Linked DNA regions of Homo sapiens: region 2 is linked to region 1. Evidence: read pairs that join two places in POLR2A ChIA-PET (ENCODE). Cell type or tissue: Panc1. All regions are shown on one strand. Each heading gives the region's core, and the rest is flanking DNA. Links, peaks and the distances in the headings are about the cores only.

The links. Peaks named below come from ENCODE experiments on the same cell type or tissue, not always from the same donor. Only the 100,000 strongest peaks of a DNase experiment are listed, where the experiment ranks them.
Region 2: POLR2A ChIA-PET joins it to region 1 with 13 read pairs; 4 of 35 experiments call an interaction of 5 or more read pairs at or near these places.

What each region holds. Positions count from the first base shown.
Region 1 is chr18:23,075,391-23,078,302 of GRCh38, forward strand. No RefSeq gene overlaps it. Among named protein-coding and RNA genes, the nearest start is that of CABLES1, 59 kb to the right of the region's middle. In Panc1, for the core only: no CTCF peak of the experiment used is centred there; no DNase peak of the experiment used is centred there; H3K27ac peaks cover 117 bases.
Region 2 is chr18:23,309,777-23,312,688 of GRCh38, forward strand. All of the region lies in intron 13 of SLC35D4 (solute carrier family 35 member D4), which reads right to left. Among named protein-coding and RNA genes, the nearest start is that of SLC35D4, 130 kb to the right of the region's middle. In Panc1, for the core only: no CTCF peak of the experiment used is centred there; no DNase peak of the experiment used is centred there.

The DNA of each region.
Region 1 (2,912 bases), core at 186-2,685:
AGGGATTTTGCACGGGCACTGAGCCTTCCAGACAAACTCAAGGCTGGTGAGGCAGGTGATACCTACAGCCTGGAGGAGCCAACTCCTCTACGCATGCTACACACACAGGGGTGCCGTTTCTGGGCTGCAGCTCCAGGCTGGGGAGAGTTCCTCGCATGGATAAATGTTAGAGACAGTGTCTTACAAAAATGAAAAACGAAGTCAAGTTTTCTTCGCAGCTTCTATACATGTACCCAATGAAAATCAGAAAACCACAATTCTAATTCTTAGGCCGGGCGCGCTGGCTCATGCCTGTAATCTCAGCACTTTGGGAGGCCAAGGCAGGTGGATCACCTGAGGTCAGGAGTTCGAGACCAGCCTGACCAACATGGAGAAACCCCTGTCTCTACTAAAAATACAAAATGGGCCAGGCGCAGTGGCTCACGCCTGTAATCCCAGCACTTTGGGAGGCCAAGACAGGTGGATCACGAGGTCAGGAGATTGAGACCATCCTGGCTAACATGGTGAAACCCCATCTCTACAAAAACTACAAAAATTAGATGGGCGTGGTGGTGGGTGCCTGTAGTCCCAGCTACTCGGGAGGCTGAGGCAGGAGAATGGCGTGAACCCAGGAGGCAGAGCTTGCAGTGAGCCAAGATCACACCACTGCACTCCAGGCTGGGTGACAGGGTGAGACTCCGTCTCAAAAAAAAAAAAAAGAAAAACACAGTTCTAATTCTTATTGATACTCTTTTGTCTCAGAATGATAGAACGGAGAAAAAGTAGAGGTTTTTTTTTTTGAGACACAGTCTCACTCTGCAGCCCAGCCTGAAGTGCAGTGGCAGGATCACTGCAGACTCAACCTCCTGAGCTCAAGCAATGCTCCTACCTCAGTCCCCCAAGTAACTGGGACTATAGACACACACCACCACACCTGGCTACTTTTTTTCATTTTTTGTAGAGACAGGGTTTCACTTTGCTGCCCAGACTGTGTCTCAAGCTCCCGGTTTCAAGCAATCGTCCCACCTCAGTCTCCCAAATTGCTGAGATTACAGGTGTGAGCCACGGTGCCTGGCCAAAAGTAGGATTTTATAGTGATATTCCACAATCCTTCATCAAGTCTCATCCAAATCAATCTGTTTCTTCAAGATTTCACAAAATCATCAAATGCTGGGGCTGCAAAGGATTTTAAGTGTTATGTTCTAGTCGTTCACCAGAGATTCAGTTTCATCCCTACAGCGTCAAGGCTAAAAACTCTTGTGTTGGGATTTGACCACCTGAAATCATATCCTGGCTCTACCATTTCCTGGATGTAGGACTCTGAGAAATTTAAACTATCTCCAAGTCCCAGTTTCCTCATCTATAAAATGGAAACAATAATAATATCTACCTCAGGCTTGCTGTAATGAAGAAATGAAATAACGTACCCTAACGTCATGTCCAGCACCCAGCAACTGGCCAGTTAGTGTTCACTATTACTGTCAATTTTAGAAACGTTAGATACAAAGCACAAAATACTCTGCAGCACCATTAAGCCAAGGCGTCCCATTGGAGACTCTGGCAGTCTGTGCCTGCCAATAGCTAACTCCATTTTTTTTTTTTTTTTTTTTGAGACGGAGTCTCGCTCTGTCACCCAGGCTGGAGTGCAGAGGCGCGATCTCGGCTCACTGCAAGCCCCGCCTCCTGGGTTCACACCATTCTCCTGCCTCAGCCTCCCGAGTAGCTGGGACCACAGGCCCCCGCCACCACGTCTGGCTAATTTTTTGTATTTTTCGTAGAGACGAGGTTTCACCATGTTAGCCAGGATGGTCTCGATCTCCTGACCTCATGATCTGCCCACCTCAGCCTCCCAAAGTGCTGGGATTACAGGCTTGAGCCACCGTGCCCGGCCGCCACTAGCTAACTCTTGATCTGTAAAGCTAATTAACTGAGTATTTATCAGAGTGGGGAAAGAAAAAGGAATTTGAAGGGAGTGACAATAAAATTAATTTAAATATCGTAAATCCAATTCAGTAAATCCTTTCACTCAAGAGAAGTGAAGGCAGTGTTTCCAGGACACAGACAGGTATGCTTTGTGCACATGTGCTTCCCACTCCAGAAAGCAAGCCTGGCGTCCATGATCTTATGGTGTGTGGAGGGGATATCAACAAACTGGCTGCTCAGGAGCAGGGACCATTCCCAGCCTGGCATGTGTGTAAGTGAGAAAAGCAGGGGGCACCAGAGTCACAGGTTAAAAAAGTGGTTCAGCTTCCTGGAGCACTACTCTTCTGAAACAGAACGTAAATATTTGCATGCATTTTTTCAGACAAAATACACTACTTCAAAGAACTTTCTGGCATGCCATATTCCATCTCTAGCTGGGCCTCCAGTTCCGCAGGGACTGTATACTCTGTTCTGCCAAGGAGGGCTCTGGGGGAAGAGCTGGTGGTGCCCTGGAGTAGGAGAAAGATCACTGGACCAGGAGGCAGCGCGGGGAATGGCTGAGGTCTAGGTTCCATCCCCTCTGCTCCTCTAACCCCTTCTACTGTCACTAAAGGCACTATCTCAGCTCCTGCACTTAGCATGGCTTCCCTAAGTTACCCCAGCAGCCACCCAAGAAGGTGGCTAAGAAAGAAGCACTTCCTTCTTTCACGTAGAGTGATCTTTTGAAACCAAATTGACTCAGGCTAGAAACCTTCCATGAGTCCCTCTGGCTTCTGGAGTAAAGTCCCTGGCACAAGGCCCCTCACAGCCCAACTCCCAATGAAGGCTTTGCTATTCCACCACTCCCCATGCACCCCACATCCCTCAGCTCCCTCCCTGTTCTCCTCGCTTTTCCTGGTGCAGCTCCATCTGCCTTGTTCCCCAGTCCACTCCACCCAGGGAACCTTGGCTCACCCCTTGAGACCTCATTCATAGCCCTCCCGAGTAGGATGTGTTCCATCTCAACAAAG
Region 2 (2,912 bases), core at 275-2,774, 230 kb after region 1:
ACCAGCAGGGCTCTGGAAACCTCCAATGTCATTTTTTTCACAAGCTTAGCTCACTTGAGTTCGGATGCCTGCCATCAGGCACTTCGTTCCACTTCCCGTGTCCTTTTCCCCACACGCTTCCTAGTCAGCCCCCTGTACTTAGCGGTGCCTCTGAGCCAAGCATTTGGTGTAGAAAAGGCTAAGTCTTAGTCTGTTTTGGAGGTGAGAATGTTCAAAGAAGCATTTAACTTCCAAATTCTTCAAAAGGGAGGCGCACAGCCAAGGCCGCCCTCATCTCTCTCCAGGGAAGGGGTATATTAAGAAAACTCATTTCCATTTTGTCTCAGCAGTGCAGAACTCGTCTCCAAGGTCAGATGTGCTCATTAACCTGTTCTCGGATCCTCCAGATAAAAACTTATCTGTCACCCAGCCTTTGTCCAATGCACCATCTCTCCGTCCTCACCTAATGCTCCCATCTTTCTGATCCATGACACATTCTAAGAAACCAGGTGCATCCTGGGGAAAGGAGTGATTAAATCATTAATTAATTATTTGCAAATATCTAGAAGCCAGAGGAGAGGGAAGAGGTTACCTCCACATCTCTCAAGGCTGGAAATTCCAGAAAGGTGTCTCAGGAATGGCAGCCACAGGACTCAGACCCCAGAAGTGCCTCGAACCCCCCAGCACCAAGAGAGTGTGTGAACCAGTGGCCCCGCTCTGTCCACACTTGGAATGTCTGCTTAAGGAAAGATGTTTCTGGCTTCCAGTCTTCCACATCCTGCAGGTCAAAACAGCTTCCATGGGGAAGGTAAGCTTAAGAAACTGCTTTCTTGCAGTGAGAGGTGGGATGTAGGCCAGGTTGGGAGAGGTTCAGCTACCATCTCCCTCAAGGGGATTTCATGTGCTGTCTTGGAGGCCTCTTTGGGTCTCCAAGCTGGGAGCAAGGCAGCAGACAGACAAGCAGAAGGAAGGAGTATGTTTATGAACCTCATCGTCACGCATTACCATCTCAGAAAGAAGTCTGGAACTACAAATACAGAATTCTCATGATAGGATATAAACATGGTGAGATTTTGGAACTTTTCTTTGTAGTTAAGTCATTTGGTATCACTTTCTGCCTCGCTTTATTGATTTGTAGCAAAAACCTTGATTACAAAAAAAGACCTGGGTATTGTCCTCAGGGGCAATAAAGAAGTAGAAGCCCAGCCAGACAGACAATTACAAGAATACAAAGGATAGGGAAAGAGATTTCTCTAAGTGGAGACTAGTGGTGGCTTTTTCTCAAAGATCATATTGAATGACAACTTTTGAGCTGATGCGCATGATGAATGTCCCTCTTTTCTCTTCCCTTTTTTTTTTTTTTTGAGACAGGGTCTCGCTTTGTCGCCCAGGCTGGAGTGCAGTGGCGTGATCTCAGCTCACTGTAGCCTCGACCTCCCAGGACTCAAGCACTCCTCCCGAGTAGCTGGGCCTATAGGCATACACTGCCACACCCAGCTAATTTTTAATATTTGTTTGTAGAGACAACGTCTCACTTTGTTGCCCAGGCTGGTCTTGAACTCCTGGGCTCAAGCAATCCCACCCGCCTTGGCCTCCCAAAGTGCTGGAATTATAGGCGTGAGCCACCGTGCCTGGCCCTTCTTTTTTTTTTTTTTATTAACATTTAATTTAGGACTTCTGCATCTATGGTCATAAATGAAGTGGACTAAAATGTTATTACCTCTCAATGCAATTGTCTGGTCTTGGAAACAATGTTGTACTAACCACATAAGTGAGTTCATCAGCTTCTCTGCTTATTATCCTGCAACAGTTATAGATGATCTTGACTCTGAAAGTTACCCGTGACTTGAAGGCCCCTGGATCTAGATCTCCTAGCTGGGGGTGATCTTTAATAGCTATTAGCCTAATCAAGTCTTCTCTTTCTCATTGTTGCATATTTTCCATTTTCACTTTTCCTCAAAATGTATTTCATCTAGGTCTCCCAATTCATTAATATTTAGCTGTTTGAAGAAATATTTTACATTGTTTGTGCCTGTTTGATTACCTTCCTTTTTTGTAATGTTTCTCTTCATTCCCCCCACCCCCTTCATTAGTCTTGACTGAAGTTAACTATGTTGTTAGTCATTCTTTCCTTTTGCAACTTCTTAGACATGGCCTGGGACGGTGCCAATGGAGATGTATTTCTTGGACTTGCTGAGAAAGGCTCCATCCCACTGATGGATGTTGGCTGTGCTGGCAGCTCCGCATAATGGAACACTTCGCTTGATTTATAAAGGACCCAACTTGTCATTTCTATGTCCTCACCATTGTCTTTATTGTCCTTGCCTGTTTTTACCCGCTGTTCAAGGCCTTCTTTGATTGGCTTCTCTCCTTGTTCTCTGACTGCCTAACTCAGGTGACTTTCAGTCCAGCTGGTAAAAAGGGACAACTGCCCTGTCCCCCACCATACCCACAGCCTGGGATTTGTGCCTCTGCTCCTCCGTGAGCCTCTTTAGCTTAGGAGGAATCCTGTCTGCCGTGAGATAGATAGCTGGTCTGCTCATTCCTCTGAAATGCACCTTTTGCCAAAAAAAACACATCTTAAAAATTTTAAACCAGCCCTTACTTGAAAAGAAGGTTGGTTTAGCAGCCACTCCGGTGCCTTCGCCGTCTGCCACTTCCTGGAAATGTTTGTATAGTCTCCTGCCTTCTCCTGAGTCACCTTTCCAAAATTCAAAATTCTCAAGTTTTATCACCTAAGGAACAAGTGTGCTGCTGCCTGAGACCCTTTATCTTATTTCTGTAGAGAATGTAGACTGAAGTTGTTTGCACCGTGGGACAACTGTGGGGTTGGACGGGCCCATTTTTAATCTATTCGGTACAGGCAAGACTCCTCTGAAAGGATGATGTGTTCTCTCCCCAGCACGTGGTTTCTACGTGCGTGATGCCCCACT